2 separate regions of the Homo sapiens genome follow, and region 2 is linked to region 1. A link is an interaction called in ENCODE POLR2A ChIA-PET data of the cell type or tissue named here. Cell type or tissue: PC-3. All regions are shown on one strand. Links, peaks and the distances in the headings refer to the core of each region. The heading gives the core; the rest is flanking DNA. Region 1 has its middle 11 kb from the start of TIMM17B. Region 2 overlaps SYP (synaptophysin).

What was found. Peaks named below come from ENCODE experiments on the same cell type or tissue, not always from the same donor. Only the 100,000 strongest peaks of a DNase experiment are listed, where the experiment ranks them.
Region 2: POLR2A ChIA-PET joins it to region 1 with 11 read pairs; 2 of 35 experiments call an interaction of 5 or more read pairs at or near these places.

Annotation. Positions count from the first base shown.
Region 1 is chrX:48,885,540-48,888,450 of GRCh38, reverse strand. No RefSeq gene overlaps it. Among named protein-coding and RNA genes, the nearest start is that of TIMM17B, 11 kb to the left of the region's middle. In PC-3, for the core only: no CTCF peak of the experiment used is centred there; no DNase peak of the experiment used is centred there.
Region 2 is chrX:49,189,984-49,192,894 of GRCh38, reverse strand. SYP (synaptophysin) reads left to right here. Exons shown (of 7, transcript NM_003179.3): 6 at 1,132-1,462. The coding sequence ends at 1,458. Among named protein-coding and RNA genes, the nearest start is that of PRICKLE3, 5.1 kb to the right of the region's middle. RefSeq lists an enhancer at 1,663-1,732 and a silencer at 2,572-2,651. In PC-3, for the core only: no CTCF peak of the experiment used is centred there; a DNase peak (open chromatin) is centred at 1,614; H3K4me3 peaks cover 1,767 bases; H3K27ac peaks cover 650 bases.

The sequences.
Region 1 (2,911 bases), core at 89-2,588:
TCCACCTCCTGGGTTCAAGCAATTCTCCTGCCTCAGCCTCCCAGGTAGCTGGGCTTACAGGCACACACCACCATGCCCAGCTAATTTTTGTATTATTTTTTTTTTTTAGTAGAGATGGGGTTTCACCATGTTGGCCAGGCTGGTCTAAAACTCCTGACCTCAGGTGATCCACCTGCCTCGGCCTCCCAAAGTGATGGGATTGCAGATGTGAGCCACTGTGCCTGGCCCCAGCCTATTATTTTTAATAGACACATAATAATTGTAAATATTTATGGGGTACAGTGTGACTTTTTCATTTTGAGGCAGGATCTCACTTTGTCGCCTGGGCTGGAGTGCAGTGGCACCATCATAGCTCACTGCACCCTCAACCTCCTGGGTTCAAGCGATCCTCCTGCCTCAGCCTCCCAAGTAGGTGGTACTACAGGCATGCACCACCATGCCTGGATAATTTTTTATTTATTTTATTTTATTTTATGTTATTTTATTTTATTTGAGATGGAGTCTTGCTCTGTCACCCAGGCTGGAGTGCAGTGGCGCAATCTCAGCTCACTGCAAGCTCCGCCTCCCGGGTTCACGCCTTTCTCCTGCCTCAGCCTCCCGAGTAGCTGCGACTACAGGCGCCCGGCACCACGCCCAGCTAATTTTTTTGTATTTTTATTAGAGACGGGGTTTCACTGTGTTACCCAGGATGGTCTCAATCTCCTGACCTCGTGATCCGCCCGCCTCGGCCTCCCAAAGTGCTGGGATTACAGGCGTGAGCCACCACGCCCGGCCTTTATTTTTTATTGAAGACAAGATCTCACCATGTTTCACGGGCTGCTCTTGAACTCCTGGGCTCAAGTGATCCTCCCAAAGCGCTGGGATTACAGGCAAGAGCAGCCTGGCCTGGCCTATAGCTGTACTTTTGTATTTGTTAACCAACCTTTTGCTCTCCCCACTGTGGACAGACTTGACTTAATGGAGATGGCGTTGGTAACGATCCTGGGCATTTCAGAGGGTTCTGTAGTTGTACAGGGACTCAAGACAGACATTCTTGTCAAAGTTTCTCAATTCAACACTTCACCAAATCAGATGGTGTAAACAAACTTTATGATGGAGATTGGACTCTCTCCCCCCACAGCCAAAAGGAAACTTAGATTCCTTTAGTTAATTATAAAGACAATCATTATTAAGGCTAGTGTCTGGATCTGGAATTTAATTAGGTGAACATTAAAAAGAAAATACATTTAGGCCTATGGAGCTAACTTTTTATTGCAAAATACAAAGGATAGTCAATTTTCTTTAAATTTCAGTGAAATAATGAGCATGTTATGTTTTCCATCTACAAAATCAAAGGATTCCTTTAGGATCTGTCCCCCACTTAGCCCCCTTTCAGTTCAAACAGGCTTTCCTTCTTTCGTTCTTTTTGAGACAAGGTCTCATTCTGTCACCCAGGCTGAAGTGTAGTGGTGCCATCTCAGCTCACTGCAGCCTCAACCTCCTGGGCTCAAGTGATTCTCCTGCCTCAGCCTCCCGAGTAACTGGGACCACAGGCGTGAGCCACCACATCCAGCTAATTTTTATACTTTTTTGTAGAGATGGGGTTTTGCCATGTTGCCCAGGCTGGTCTTGAACTCTGGGGCTCGAATGATCTGCCTGCCTTGGCCTCCCAAAGTGCTGGGGTTACAGGCATGAGCCACTGTGCCCGGCCAACACAGGCATCTTCTGAGATGTGCCAGATACTATGTGGTCCTTGGATGTTGACTCATGTATGATGCTCCTGCTTTATCCCTCAAACTGACTATGGGGTACTTCCAGGTCTAACTCTCGGTTAAATCTGTATCCCCTAGAGGCATAGGAAATATTTGCTTGCTCTTCCCAGCCATAACGGGAGTGCAGTGGTTTTGTGGGGCCCATCTGCCTAGACCGACATACAGATATGTCTACCCAAAAAGACATAGTCAGCTTCAAACACATATGGTTGACAAAGGATGAATAGCCACAATACAAGGGGACTTCAAAAAGTGTGGAAAAATGAAATGACAATTGCCTTTGTTTGATGAGAGGAGTAGGCAGGAGCATTGTTGTGGTGGAGAAAGATTTTCTGGTGAAGCTTTCCCAGGTGTTTTTCTGCTAAAGCTTTGGTTTTCTCAAAACACTCAGAATACATAACTTTTTTTTTTTTTTTTTGAGACAGAGTCTCGCTCTGTCGCCCAGGCTCAAGTGCAGTGGCTCGATCTCGGCTCACTGTAACCTCTACCTCCCAGGTTCACGCCATTCTCCTGCCTTAGCCTCCCAAGTAGCTGGGACTACAGGCACCCGCCACCACGCCTGGCTAATTTTTTGTATTTTTGGTAGAGATGGGGTTTCACCATGTTAGCCAGGATGGTCTCGATCTCCTGACCTCGTGATCCGCTTGCCTTGGCCTCCCAAAGTGCTGGGATTACAGGCGTGAGCCACCGCGCCCGGCCCTTTTTTTTTGGAGACGGAGTCTTGCTCTGTTGCCCAGGCTGGAGTGCAATGGCGTGATCTCTGCTCACTGCAAGCTCCACCTCCCGAGTTCATGCCATTCTCTTGCCTCAGCCTCCTGAGTAGCTGGGACTACAGGTGCCTGCCACCACGCCCGGCTAATTTTTTTGTATTTTTAGTAGAGACAGGGTTTCACCATGTTAGCCAGGATGGTCTCGATCTCCTGACCTCGTGATCTGCTCGCCTTGGCCTCCCAAAATGCTGGGATTACAGGTGTGAGCCACTGCGCCCGGCCCTTTTTTTTTTTTTTTCAGATGGAGTGTCGCTTTTATTGCCCAGGCTGGAGTACAGTGGCACCATCTCGGCTCACTGTGACCTCCACCTCCTGGGTTCAAGTAATTCTCGTGCCTCAGCCTCCCGAGTAGCTGGGATTAGAGGCACCCACCACCATGCCCAGCTAATT
Region 2 (2,911 bases), core at 196-2,695, 300 kb before region 1:
GCTCTACCTCTTGCAAGCTCCCTGACCTGAAACTAGTCACAGCCTCTCAAGGTTCAGTTGAGCATGCATAATCGAAGACTAATAATAGGTCCTGCTCCAAAGTTGAGTATTTATTGAACTAAGAATACGGAGTGCTCAGAAAAGGGCCTGGCACAAGGTAAGTCGTATACAAGGGTTACAGATGCTAAGATTACAACTTTTCTTTCCTGTCACTTGCTGGATGTGAGACTTCAGGTAACTTAGCCTCTAGGGCCTCAGTTTCCTCAACTGTAAAATGGAGATAGTATTTCCTGCCCAAAACTGAATTTTAAGTGAGCTTATAACATGTAAAGCTCTTAGAAGAGGGCTTGGCATATAAGGAAAGGTACAGAAAGTGTTTTATGTCTTAAAATTACTTTATGTGGCCGGGTGCGGTAGCTCACGCCAGTAATCCCAGCACTATGGGAGGCCGAGGCGGGCAGATCACCTGAGGTCGGGAGTTCAAGACCAGCCTGACCAACATGGAGAAACCCCATCTCTACTAAAAATACAAAATTAGCTGGTGTGGTGGTGCATGCCTGTAATCCCAGCTACTCGGGAGGCTGAGGCAGGAGAATTGCTTGAACCCGGGAGGCGAAGGTTGTGGTGAGCCGAGATCGTGCCATTGCACTCCCGCCTGGGCAACAAGAGCGAAACTCCATCTCAAAAAAAAAATTATGCAAGTTTCATATATCTTATACATGTGCACTTATACATATATTTTATCTACATTTATTTAGATGCATGTTAGTGGTATAGCTATATTTAATAAGTTTGTATCCTTACATTTTACTATGAATATATTACAAATTTACATTTTAAACATGCATAAATGTGTATATAATGTGTATATGTGCAAATATGTAAATAATTGTATATGTAATACTGATAGATCGCAGCATCCCCAGGGCTCCAAATTCTTCTAACACGCCCACCCCGCCAGAGGTGATTTTTCTGCACATCGACGTTCTCGCACTGGGACTCAGAGAGTCTGGGTTTCAGAAACCCCCACCTTGCGGAGCCTACGGATTCATTCCCCGCATGCTCATTCCTGCACGCAGGGCCGCCAAGGCAATGGGCGGGGTACCACAGCCGAGCCTTGTCTCCCTGCAGGTGTTCGGCTTCCTGAACCTGGTGCTCTGGGTCGGCAACCTGTGGTTCGTGTTTAAGGAGACAGGCTGGGCCGCCCCGTTCCTGCGCGCGCCTCCCGGCGCCCCCGAGAAACAACCGGCACCCGGGGACGCCTACGGCGATGCAGGCTACGGGCAGGGCCCCGGCGGGTACGGGCCCCAGGATTCCTACGGGCCTCAGGGCGGCTACCAGCCTGACTATGGTCAACCAGCCGGCAGCGGTGGCAGTGGCTACGGGCCTCAGGGCGACTATGGGCAGCAAGGCTACGGCCCGCAGGGTGCACCCACCTCCTTCTCCAATCAGATGTAGTCTGGTGAGTGACCGGCGAGCGGTGCGGCCAAGGAGGGTACAAGGAAGGAGACGAGCGGGTCAGTGAACCAATAAGAGTCAGGGGTAGAGAGTACGTAAGGCGTTTACTGGGGCAAGTAAGGACTGAAGTTTGAAGGAGCCAATCAAGAGGCAGAACTACCTGCTAAGAGCTGAAAAACTAGCTAATGAATGGAGAAAAGAAGAATGGTGCTTCAAGATGGACAGAATGAAGAGCCAATGGGAGGGAGGTAGAAGGGCAACTCGGCGGAAAGGCGGGGGGAGAGAAGCAGAGCAACCAATAAAGGGAGGGAATATCGGGGGACTTGCGCAGTGGCGAATCAGCGGAGCGCAAGAGCCACGGAAGCGACGAGGAGGTGGGTCTTAGAAGTGACTGATAAGCCAATAGGTGATAAGGCCAATAGATGGTGAGGGTAAATGGGCGTGGATCTTGAAGGTCAGACGAGCTCACCAATCCGGGAGGAGGGGATAGATCTGCCGCCTCTCCCCAACGCTGGAGGGGAGGGAAGTAGTGTGGAATTTCAAAGGAGGAAGAGGGATAGGGTGGGGTCCTGGAAAGGTTTGCCGGCCTTCTTGCTGGGCCTTAAAAGAGAAGTGAGGGTCGGGGCTTGGTGGCTCATGCCTGTAATCTCAGCACTTTGGGAGACCGAGGCGGGCGGGCCGCTTGAGCCCAAGAGTTCGAGACCAGCCTGGGCAACATGATGAAATCCCACCTCTACAAAAAATACAAAAATTAGCCGGGCGTGGTGGCATGCATCTGTGGACCCATCTACTCAGGAGGCTGAAGTGGGAGGATCACTTAAGCCCAGGAGGTTGAGGCTGCCGTGAGCTATGATCCTGCCACTGCACTCCAGCCTGGGCAACAGAGCGAGACCTTGTCTCAAAAAAAAAAAAAAAATGGAAAGAAAGAAAGGAAGAAAAAAAGAAAGAAAGAAAAGAGGCCAGGTGAGGTGGCTCATGCCTGTAATCCCAGCACTTTGGGAGACCAAGGTGGGCAGATCACCTGAGGTCAGGAGTTCGAGACTAGCCTGGCCAACACGGTGAAACCCCGTCTCTACTAAACATATAAAAATTAGCCGGGCATGGTGGCGCACGTCTGTAGTTCCAGCTACTCTGGAGGCTGAGGCAGGAGAATCGCTTGAATCTGGGAGGCGGAGGTTCCAGTGAGTCGAGATTGCGCCACTGCACTCCAGCCTGGGCAACAGAGCGAGACTCTGTCTCAAAACAAAAAAAAAAAGAAAAAGAGAAGTGAGATTTCCCTCAGATAGGAGGGAGGATATAGGGGAGGAAAGGCAGGAGGAAAAGGCTAAGGGGTGGCTAAAAAGTGGGGGAAGGCAAGAAGGTGGCAATACTTGGATGGAGGTAGCTTCTGACACTGGGTTAGCCAGGATGGAAAGGGCATCCCACATCTAATTCATCAAAAAATCCTGTGGGT